Linked DNA regions of Homo sapiens: region 1 is linked to region 2. The links are chromatin loops, found by intact Hi-C in ENCODE. Cell type or tissue: gastrocnemius medialis. All regions are shown on one strand. Links, peaks and the distances in the headings refer to the core of each region. The heading gives the core; the rest is flanking DNA. Region 1 overlaps LOC101928004 (a long non-coding RNA gene). Region 2 overlaps RREB1 (ras responsive element binding protein 1).

Region 1 (2,916 bases), core at 319-2,818, 490 kb after region 2:
ATTTGGCCATTCTAATAAGTGTGTAGCAGTATCTCGTTTTAATTCGCAATTCTCTAATGATATATGATGTGGAGCATCTTTTCATATGCTTATTTGCCAGCTGTATGTCTTTTGTGAGGTATCTGTTCAGATCTTTTGCCCATTTTTAATTAAGTTGTTTCCTTATTGAGTTTTAAGACTTTTTATATATTTTGAATAACAGTCCTTTATCAGATTTATCTCTTGCAAATATTTTCTCCAATCTGTGGCTTTTCTTATTTTCATGACAGTGCCTTTCACAGAGCAGAAGTTTTTAATTTTAATAAAGTCCAATTTATCAATTCTTTAATCATTTCTTTGGTGTTGTCTAAAAAGTCATTCCCAAACCCAGGGGTCATCTAGATGCTTTCCTATGTGACCTGCTAGGAGTCTTAGTTTTAGGTTTAACATTTGCATCTATGATCCATTTTAAATTAATTTTTGTGAAGGATATAGTCTGTGACTAGATTCTTTTGCATGTGGATGTCCAGTTGTTTCAGCACCATTTACTGAAAAGACTATCCTTTCCCCTTTGTCAAAGATCAGTTGATTATATTTGGGTGAGGTCTGTCTGGGTTTTCTATTTTTTCAATGAACAAATATGGTCATTGACCTATTTTGCCAGTGCAAGACTGTCTTGATCATAGTTTTTTGATTTATCAATTACAGGTAATATCAATTGGCTTCCTCAGAGTTAATGAAAAGTTGGCTCCCTTATGCTCTTATCTTTCCTCATCCCTCTTTATATAGCTGCATAGTTTTTTGTTTAAGTCTGTCATTCAGGCTGGAGTACAGTGGCATGATCTCAGCTCACTGCAGCTGCCTCCTTCCGGGATCAAGCAATTCTCCTGCCTCAGCCTCCCAAGTGGCTGAGATTACAGGCACCCACCACCATGCCCAGCTAATTTTTGTATTTTTAGTAGAGACAGGGTTTCACCATCTTGGCTAGTCTCAAACTCCTGACCTCAGGTGATCCGCCCACCTCCCAAAGTGCTGGGATTCCAGGCATGAGCCACTGGGCTTGGCCTATAGTTGCTTTTAATTACATCAATAATCACTTTATAACACCAAAACTATGTCGATATTGTTAATAGCAAATCTGCGTGGTGCATTAGGATTACATTTTTTCTTTAGATTTTGTTTCCCTTGAAGTTATCTCTTTGCCACACTTATTAACTTACATGCTACTTTTATATGCATATGTGTAATAGTTTAAAAACATGTCAAAAATTCAATATTCTTATAAAATGCAGAGCCCTATTTCCCTTGCCTTATAAGTGGGCTGTACTTAGTGAATTGCTTCTAACAAATAGAACATGGCAGAAATAATGACATGTGACTTCTGAGACTAGGTCATAAAAGGCATTACAGCCCCCCCCCACGAACTTTCTCATGGATTGCTTTGGGGAAAACCAGCTGCCATGTTAGGCCACTTGAGCAGCCCTCTGAACAGGTCCATGTGGCAGGCAGCTGAGGCCTGTTGCCCACAGCCAGCAAGGAACTGAGGCCTTCTGCCAACTGCAACATGAGTCAGCCATGGTGGAGGCTGATTCTACGGTTCTGGTCATGCTCTCAGCTGACTGGAGCCCCAGCTGACATCTTGACAACCTCAGAAGAGATCCTGAGCTGAAACTACCCAGCTAAGCTGCTCCCAGATGCCTCATGCTCAGAAAATAGAAGATAATAAATGCTTATTTTAAGTCTGAAAGTCTCAGGGTAATTCGTTATACAGTACAGCATATTTGATTTCTTTCTGATGATCACTTTGCCACTAGATCTGCCATATTTCTACTCTGTTAAGTCTATGTAATTTTTCCCTGGATGTCTTCCCCTTCTACTCTTGTGTGGACTGCACAGTGTAGCTGTCAGCTCTTCCACCCTGCTGACTGGACTCACTGGTTCCTAGGTCCCTTCTCTTCCCTTATTTTCATTTATATTCCTTTCTTTTCCTGAAACCCATCAACTATTAGCTCCTAGAAGGCATATGGAAGGTAAATTTTCGTCCTTGCATGTCTAAGGATAATTCTATCTACTTTTGTTCTTGATCAATGGTATGGTTGATTGCAGAATTCAAGGTAGAAAAGTGTTTTCTTTTAAAACTTTGAAGGCATTCTTTTTTTCTAGCATCCAATGTTGTGCTTGAAGTTCAATACCATTTACATTCTAGTTATTGTGTATATGACTTAGTTGTCCCCCTCATTGGAAGTTCTGGGCTCATTGATTTGTCCCTTGTGGAATTTTATGCTGTGCCTTGGCATATGTTTGCCGAAATAAAACCCAACTAAAAGTGGTTCATACTGCAAGTTGATTTTTTTTATCTTGCATAATAAGTCTAGAAATAAGGTGGCTCTGGGGTTGATTAACATTGTGGCTGACTTACATCATCAGGGACTCAAGTTTTCAAAAATCTGTTCTGCCAGAGTACCTTGGGTATTTCCCTTCATGGGCAGAAAATGGCAGCAGTGTATGTTCCAGATACAGAGGGTTGGGATTAGCTCTTCTGACTTGTGGAAACTGTGAAATATTTCCTACAATTAATCCCAGTCTTGAGTGAGTTTCTCTTGTGCTCCCATGTCCAAAATTAAGGGATCAGCTCTTAAACTTATCACCAGATAAAGGGAATACAATTAATAGAGTTTAGATTAATTAATCTTTACTCCATGGAACTGGGGTTAGGGTTGGTCTTTCCTGATAACATGACTTTGCGGTAGAATATGGGGATTTTAAACAATCTGAATCCTATTACAAAGAATAAGGCAAGAGCTATGGGAGGACCATCAAAATTGGCTGTTATAGGGGGTGTGTCACTCATTGTGATATACTTGTTGAGGTTGCCTATCTGCTGATGTCCCTCTTGTTTGCTGTTTGTCCTTGTGGATTTCTGCCATTTTGTTCCTT
Region 2 (2,916 bases), core at 140-2,639:
ACAATTCTGAGCTGGGATAGAAATGCAGTGTGATAAATATGTAAATATGTTGTTATGGTATGGACATTCTCTAGAGGGAGTAATGGTAAAGAGGCAGCCAAAAATAGATCCAGCAGTTTTGATACCTCACAGCAGAGTTAAGGTACTTATCAGGAATAACTATCACTGTTAAAAGCATCAGCCCTGAAAAGGGAATCTGCAATCTGTAGCCAGTAACTGAGCCTAGTACCTAAAATGGGCAGGGTGCATGCCCAAAGGCAAATTTATCAGCAATGTGATTTACAGAAATGGAAAACAAGGACACCAAAAGTCTCTTTTTTTTTTTTAACTTCTTAACCTTGTGGCTAAACAGTTTTGGGATTAGCTCCCCCAGTGCTCACTAACAGTAGTATTTTATTCATCTGGCGACCTTAACTCTCCAGAATAAGATGAAAATCCCAAAGTCAACAAACAGGCCTTAACAGAGTGGCCCAGAGATGAGAAACCACTCAGGTGCTTCCTTGGGCTCTCTTCTCTGTCATGTAACTCCATCAAGTCTACCATTGTGACAGCTGAGGGACAGATATCTGACCTCCTCACAATCAGCAAGAAGGGTGAATTTTCTTTTTTTTAAACTATGCTAAGCATATTTTTGAAAGGCTGCATTGGCAAATTTCAAACATCAGGAAACTCACTTCCTTAGAACCCTAGGGTTCCCCCAACAATCTAAAGAAAGTGATGTGTTGTTCTGTTACATAAAGGTGTCGAGTTCCTTCACGTTTCTAAATATCTGCTTTTCACACAGTGGGATTAAGAAACGTGGGAAGCAAGACTCAAACCAAATTTAAAGAGCCACTCCATTTCCCAATCTTTACAAAAGCGAAAACTAGATAAAAACAGCTGTTTATAAGAGTAAAGGACAAATTGCTTTCATGTTCTCTGCCAAGTGAATCGCACCTGGAAGTTGACTCCTTTTCAATTCCATTGGAATGGGATAGCCATAGAGTGCCACAACACCTATAACTGTAAATGTTGGAAGGTTTAAAATATCTAAAAATTTTAATTTTATATAAAATTTTATATAAAAAATACATTCTAAATAATAGTATCAGAAGAAAAATTTCATTTAGTATTTGTTACACTCTGAGGATTGTGGATTATCTCCCTTCATCCTCACAACAGCCTTCAAATCTATTTTCCAGATAGGGAAACCAAGTCAGCACTTGCCCGAGGTCACAGAGCTGCCAGGCGGCAGGCTGGGACGGAGCCGGCTGGCTTCGTTCCACTCTGCCAGGCTGTGCGTTCAGAGGACAGCTATTTGCAGATGCCCTGGCTCCTTATGTGACCCACACATCCTTAATGCCTGGACGCTGGCTCAGCTGGGAGCATTTCCTAATGCTGACACTCCCTGCTCCCTGCAACCCTCATCAGAAGAACCTGCGAAATACCTGCCGAGAAGCTGCCACTCAGCTTGACCATTTCCTTCAGATACTGAATTCCTTCCTCATTATTGTGTTTTAATGGAGAGACTGGCATTCCTTCTCAAAAGGGATTTCATGCTTCATTTTTCCTGTTCTGTCTCCAGAGGCCAGAAGGAGTAAGTGCAAACAACCTCTCCTCTAGAGTCCCAACCAACTCACACATTCTTCTCTCCTCAGCCCACCCTCCCCTGCCCATCTCGGGGCAGAGAACTGACATCCGACAGCTGCACTAATCTCTCCCAGTTGCTGCGAGCAACAGTGATGGCCCTGTGACAGGGCCCTGGCCAGGCAGCCGTCCCTCCCCATGACCCAGGAACCCGCCCAGGCTGCACACAGCAACCCAATGCCCCGCTCTGACTGTTCAACCAAACCAGCGTGGCGTGAAGCACTGGGCAGAGTCTGAGGGACTTCACAAAGGGTGTGTAGTGGCTACCGAAGCTGGGTGGGCCACTCCTTGCTCTGGGCCTTGGGTGGGGGACAGGGTAGTCCTGACCAAGGCTTCTGTACCTGTCAGGTGAGGGGTGGGGGCAGTCTTCCCCTCCTTGAGGGACCTCTGTTCATAGCCCCCGGAAGTGTTTAAAATCTGTTTCTGCCTGCCCAAGCCTCAGACTCACAGACTCTTCAACAGAAGATGCTGACAAATATTTTATCTTTTCCCTGTTTTTAGGATGACATTTGACAAGGGTGGGATCAATCCCGGGTACATGAGGAGTCTTGGGGTCTCTGTAGGTGGTAGGCGTGTGGTGAAGGGAGATAAACATTCCTTGGAACAGTGGAGAATGCAGGAAAAAGAAGGCATTTCCCTTTGGTGGCCCCACTACTAAGATACAGGAAGGGGGTGGTCTCAGCTGCCCTCACTACTCATGGAGCCGAGGTTCCTGTCAGAGCCCCCTTGGGCTCCCTATGTACCAATTCCCAACAGAGATTTAATGTCATCACCTTGAACTCAGAGATGACCAGGGTCAATGAAGTACCAGACCCGGTTGGGCCCTGACCCAGAGGAAATTAAGTGAAGCACCACAGCCTCTGATGTAAAATCCCAAGGAGAAGTTTTGCATCCACCAGATCCCTCTGCCTGCCTGGAATCTGAGGGAAATGTGCCCTCCTGGGCCCTGAACTCACCCCTGAACTTTGTTTTATAACCAACCAGCTTGTTTTGTGCCTAGCCCGTACCCTGTCTCAAACATCACTCTTTCCTTCAAGCCTGGGCAAGTGCCTGGCACACAGTACAAACTCAATCATTTGCTGGGTACATTTTAACTGAAATGATGTTAACGTTACTTATTACCCGAACTCCTTTCATCAGGGGGCCATCTAAGATTACACAATAACTTTGGCCGAGTTTCACCCTCAGCAGTGGCTGTGCCAACAGGGTGACCATCCAGCTGCCGCCCTTGGGCCTTCTTCACACACAAGACATGGCTCCGCGTCAAAGCTGCAGCCCTCCCTGCCGTAG

Evidence for each region. A loop is a pair of places that touch in the nucleus more often than their neighbours do. Peaks named below come from ENCODE experiments on the same cell type or tissue, not always from the same donor. Only the 100,000 strongest peaks of a DNase experiment are listed, where the experiment ranks them.
Region 1: it touches region 2 in a loop (2.4-fold over the local background); 3 of 110 quality-filtered maps call a loop at or near these places.

What each region holds. Positions count from the first base shown.
Region 1 is chr6:6,729,648-6,732,563 of GRCh38, reverse strand. The region is part of intron 2 of LOC101928004 (a long non-coding RNA gene); the gene reads left to right. LOC101928047 (a long non-coding RNA gene) reads right to left here. Exons shown (of 6, transcript XR_001743949.2): 6 at 1-2,916. Among named protein-coding and RNA genes, the nearest start is that of LY86-AS1, 110 kb to the right of the region's middle. In gastrocnemius medialis, for the core only: no CTCF peak of the experiment used is centred there; a DNase peak (open chromatin) is centred at 1,553; H3K27ac peaks cover 2,128 bases.
Region 2 is chr6:7,215,898-7,218,813 of GRCh38, reverse strand. All of the region lies in intron 8 of RREB1 (ras responsive element binding protein 1), which reads right to left. Among named protein-coding and RNA genes, the nearest start is that of SSR1, 96 kb to the left of the region's middle. In gastrocnemius medialis, for the core only: a CTCF peak has its summit at 1,543; DNase peaks (open chromatin) are centred at 1,313 and 1,753; H3K4me3 peaks cover 674 bases; H3K27ac peaks cover 2,500 bases.